Linked DNA regions of Mus musculus: region 2 is linked to region 1. The links are chromatin loops, found by intact Hi-C in ENCODE. Cell type or tissue: left cerebral cortex. All regions are shown on one strand.

Evidence for each region. Peaks named below come from ENCODE experiments on the same cell type or tissue, not always from the same donor. Only the 100,000 strongest peaks of a DNase experiment are listed, where the experiment ranks them.
Region 2: it touches region 1 in a loop (1.9-fold over the local background); 1 of 42 quality-filtered maps calls a loop at or near these places.

What each region holds. Positions count from the first base shown.
Region 1 is chr5:66,966,935-66,969,434 of GRCm38, forward strand. It overlaps Limch1 (LIM and calponin homology domains 1), which reads left to right. Exons shown (of 26, transcript NM_001001980.3): 7 at 2,142-2,337. Among named protein-coding and RNA genes, the nearest start is that of Gm33040, 31 kb to the right of the region's middle. In left cerebral cortex, no CTCF peak of the experiment used is centred here; a DNase peak (open chromatin) is centred at 1,424; H3K4me3 peaks cover 977 bases; H3K27ac peaks cover 1,922 bases.
Region 2 is chr5:66,898,013-66,900,512 of GRCm38, forward strand. The region is part of intron 3 of Limch1 (LIM and calponin homology domains 1); the gene reads left to right. Among named protein-coding and RNA genes, the nearest start is that of Gm52776, 5.1 kb to the left of the region's middle. In left cerebral cortex, no CTCF peak of the experiment used is centred here; a DNase peak (open chromatin) is centred at 1,239; H3K27ac peaks cover 1,256 bases.

The DNA of each region.
Region 1 (2,500 bases):
ACCATTCGAGGATACAGGCAGCATCCAATCTTGAGCCATCCTGTCAACCCCAGAGATGAATAAGTTCAGGTTTTACTTATATGTAGTTACCATTTACTGTGTGGCTATAGTTAAAATAATTCTCTGGTTCTTTTTTTTCTTCTTCTTCTTCTATAAAATAGGGATATTGTTAACATGATATGCAAAAGCAGTACCCAGATATATACTAAGTGTTCAACAAAAGTTAACTTTGTATTTTAGCCATTTGGTTGATGAGTAATTTGACAATAATAACTTCTATTGCCTAAGAAGTTAAATTGGAGCTTCTGTCTAATTCAGGTCTATATTTTTCAGTGAGTCATGTGTTCTTTTTTAACTTCTCAGTTCTGGATTTTGTTCCAGAATCTGGTTAACTTTTGACCTGCAAGTAAACAACCTTAATTTCTGTAACTGACATTTCTGTCTTCCCCTAGCACAGCAATTCTCCACGTAGAGGTCGTGACCCCTTTGGGGGCTAAATGAGCCTTTCACAGGGGTCACATATCAGATATCCTGCATATCAGACATTTACATTATGACTCATTGCAGTAGCAAAATCACTGTTATAAAGTACCAATGAAATAATATTATGGTTGGGGAGGGGTCTCCTCAGCATGAGGAACTGTATTAAAGGGTCGAAGCAAGAAAGGTTGGGAACCACTGCTTTGGAGCATCATGTTGGTGGACTCACCCAAGCATTTGACAACCTATTCTTTGGGGGCATTAATCGACTGGGGGGGGGGGGCTGCAGGGTTTTCCTCCCAGCCCTGCCCCTGTCCTCTTGCCTACTCCTTCCTCCTGGTGAGAAACCTGAGTGTGCCTTGTGAATTGCAACCATTCCAGCCCCCATGCCCAGTTCCCTGAGGTGGGAGATGGATCAAAAGATGCTACACCCCCCGCCCCTCCGCCACTTCTGTAATTGCCAGAAGCAGCCAGCCAAAAATACTTCCTGCAAGGACGTGGGTTCCCAGGGGCACCTCAGATGGAATAGATCAGTTTCACAAACTGCAAACATGGAGAACATCACTTTTTTTGTTTGTTTGTTTGTTGTTTGTTTGTTTTTCTTCTTTCTATTGGGAATGCAGAGGGGACCTCCATGTGCATCTCGGGGGAAATCCACAGGGCAACATTCCAGTCTTTGTCCCTGCGTATACTCCCCTGCCAGTGTGATCCACAGTCTTGGTTTCTAGTGACGGTCTCGGGGAATATTAAGCGGAGGTTTATCTTCGAGTGACTGGAGTTATTTTTGTTTTCGTCAGCCTGGGACTATTGTAATGAACGCGAAGGCACTGGCAGGAACAAGGCTTTTATTATAATACGAGGGTGAGGATGGCTTCGACTGACCTTTCTTCTGCTGGAGTCTCAGTGTTTTAGTCTGTGCCGCTTGTGCTGGAAAGAATTTATAATCACAGCCTGTCAAAGACAGGCATTGTTCTCCCTGCTCTGAACATGTGGGTCAGCCACAAGTGCCTGCCGCTCCCCCAACGCCAGGAGCTGGCGGAGAGAGAACATGCCTGGATTCCTCTGTGGCATCAGGAAAACGCATTTTGCATATTTTTCGTTGCCTTTTTTTTTTTTTTTTAACTTTTGCCTCAGAAAGACAGCTCGCTTTCAGAGCAGGAATTTCCCTCCAAGGTAGCAGGAGGTGGAAGCATGCGGCTCCAGGATTTTACAGCTCTTATTCCGCCTGTGTTTGCCAGATACCATAACCCGGGGGCAGTGGCACTGAACTAGGGACTCGTCTGTCCCACAGACATGCGGTTATGGATCCTGAAAGACAGGTCAAAGGTTTTGTCTTTGTTGCCAATGATCATTGCATTCTTGTGAATCCAAACTTTGTGACTCTCTGTACTTAACTACTTAAAAAAAAAAAAAACAACTTTATGGGATGTGAGTTGCTTGGGGACTTTTGTTTTTTAAGTTGTGCATGCTATACTAATTGAAAGGATGGAGCAGACAAGACTTGAGGAATTGAATAGTCACTGCTGGTGCTCATTAGTCTCTCGAGCTATGACTTTTCCACACAGATCCTCCATGCAAGTGTCTTTGCAGACCACTGGAAGCCGGATAGGATATATATGTTGCAGTCATATCTGAAATTCTTTCGTTTTATTTTGGGACAGGAGACTGACGACATTGATAGCCCGAAGCGCAGCATCCGAGACAGTGGCTACATCGACTGCTGGGACTCTGAACGCAGCGACTCCCTCTCTCCTCCTCGCCACGGACGGGATGACTCCTTTGACAGCCTGGATTCTTTTGGCTCCCGCTCCAGGCAGACACCTTCGCCAGATGTAGTTCTCAGGGGAAGCAGTGATGGTAAGGTTTGATCTTCCTACGCCGTACAGCTTGGAATTAATCATTATCAGGGTCAAGGTTAGAGAGCTGGGTCCTTGGAAAGGCAAACTCCATATCCACCTGGCTGGAGCCTGGTAATTCTATAAACTGGTGAGTGGTGGAGGGGTGGGAGGGGGGGAGTCTC
Region 2 (2,500 bases), 69 kb before region 1:
GATGGTATGTTTCCAGTAAATCATAGCAGTGCTTCTTATTTCTTAAGCTTGTGTTTATTTTCATGGTTGCAGGATTAGGGGCCCTCTACCTGTTTAACAACACTATCGTTTTATAAATGGGGAAACTGAGGCTCAGAAGGTGATAACTGGCCCGGGACACTGCAGCTGGTTTGTCTCAGAGTTAGAACCTGAAGCCTAATGGCCAGTCACACTGATTTTAGTCCAGTTCCAGAATGGCTGACAATATTGCAAGCCTACTGTGTGCTACAGGCTGTCACCATGTTCTCTTTTTAGGATAGTATTTGGGCTTCTGGATCCCTGGGGGTGTTGCCTCCTCTTCCTTGGAGGGATCGGAATCCCCACCTCCTTTCCCAATAGGTGTGGCAATCAGCTCTCTCACACTTCATTCCCCTCCACATCAGCATTCCAGCTATTGCAGCCTGCCTGCTCTGCTCCAAGCAGGGCTCCATGGTAGTGAGGATCTTGCTGGGCAAGAGAATGTAGGAACATCTGGACTGCTGTGAGGGGCTCACAGGAGGGGAGCTGCACACCCCCCCACCTCCCTGTGTGGGTCTGCAGGAGCTCAGTACAGAGTGTGAGGACATGCTGGGGTGAGTAAATCTGTTATTGGAAAGTATCTATGATCAATGTCCAGGGGAGAAGGAAGGAGGCAATGTGGGGCAATGTGTAGACCCCAATACTGCACCATTTGGTGCCATGAGGGATGTGTCTACACATACAGGAGGTACCTCTCACCTGAGACCTCTCTCTCACTCTTCTGTTGTCTCAGCTGCCTTGCTATGCGTTGTAAAAAAAAAATCTCATTTTCTGGCAACAAAAAGAATTGAGGAGAAAAGTGGCCAGGGAGGAAAAAGCAGTGGCTCTGGATTCAAGGGCTGCATCCCTGACTGGTCCTTGACCATCAGTCACAATCTGTATTTATAGCAGGCATAGAAAGGACTGGAGGGTAACCCTGAGAGGTTTTCTAATAAAACCCCGTCAAAGCTGTCTGAACGCTGAACACTTCATGGCACTGGCTATCGAGGGAAGGAAATTTCTCTTCATCAAATTTATGGGGCTGGATTGAAAACCAAACTGAAACAGCTTCACGAATCACTGTGACAAAATGATTCATCTTCGAGGAGTTGGAAAAATCTATTTTTATCACCTTTATTCTGCCAACTCCTCATTTTTATTCTCTCCCTGAACTACTGTTATTTCCTTCGTGGTGCCAAGTTAAACCAAATATCTCCAGAGGCTATAACCGTCCTCACTGGATCCTTCCAGCCTGGCTGATTCAGCAGAGGGGGAAGAAGGGACTGTTGGTTCTGCACTGCATGAGTGGGGCTACCTGAAGTTGCTGCCTGGAACCTAGAGAGTCTGCCTATGGGTGTGAGCCGCTCTCAGCAACCTGCTTTCTCTGATGGTTTGTTGAGTGTTAGGGATGGCCATTACTCTTCCAGCTTACCCAGCTAAAGAAGGGATATGGATATCCACACCGCTCTTTCAGCCCTCCCTTTTAGTCGGGGAAGGAAGACATGCAAAGACATGCATTAGGACAGAAACAGACCCTGTGACTTCATGCTATACACTTCCCTGTGTTCCTTCGGGTCCCCAGTCATCCATCTCTCTAGCCTCTTGCATGTCCCCAGGATGGTTCTTTGAGAGTCCTAGGAAAAGCTAAAGGGAAGTTTCCTTGGGAAGAACATCAAAGAGAACCTGCTTTCCAGGTTGCCTTGAGTAGCATATTCATCAGCTTCTCCTTTTGATGATAAGATACATAGTAACTAGAGAAACAGCGGGAACAGAGCCATGTAGGTCCAATGCCAGCCTGAGCATTTTCAGCACCTGGTACATAGATATTCAGTAGATATTTGCTGAACAAACGGAATGCAATTCCTCATAACCCCCAGCCTTTCATAAAATCTATCTTTCAGAAGGTGACGGTGTGTTTTGTTAGTAGCTGGCATTCTTCTATACAACTAGCGGGCCGAATCTGAAACCCTGAATTTTCAGAATACATATCTTAGCCGCATATCCTGGCAGATTCCTTAGTCATTTGAGGCCCATGTTTACTTGCCCATAAAATGGGCTCAATAACTGTCTTCTTGACTTTCATAAAGAAGCAGGAGAAGGATAAAAACAGAGGAGAAGGAAGAATAAGAGAGAGAGAGAAGCAAGAGGAGGTAGGAGAGGACGAGGAGAAGGTAGAGGAGAAGGAGGAGGAGGAGGAGGATTGTTTATTGAGATGATTTTGGAATCCTTTGAGAGTTTAGCTCTGAATGTAAAGTACAAATGTTAATAAACTTTCTCCAGGAGAAAGGACAGTTTGAGAATGAGCAAGTAAAGGGGATTTTGTGTGTGTGTTATTTGTGAGTGTGTATATGTGTGAGTGTGTATGCACACATATATGTGCATTCCTCCTAATCTTCCTACATTGTATGTGTATTCCTTGATCTTCCCCGAATACTGACTGCACTCTTGCTGCACCTAGGTACTA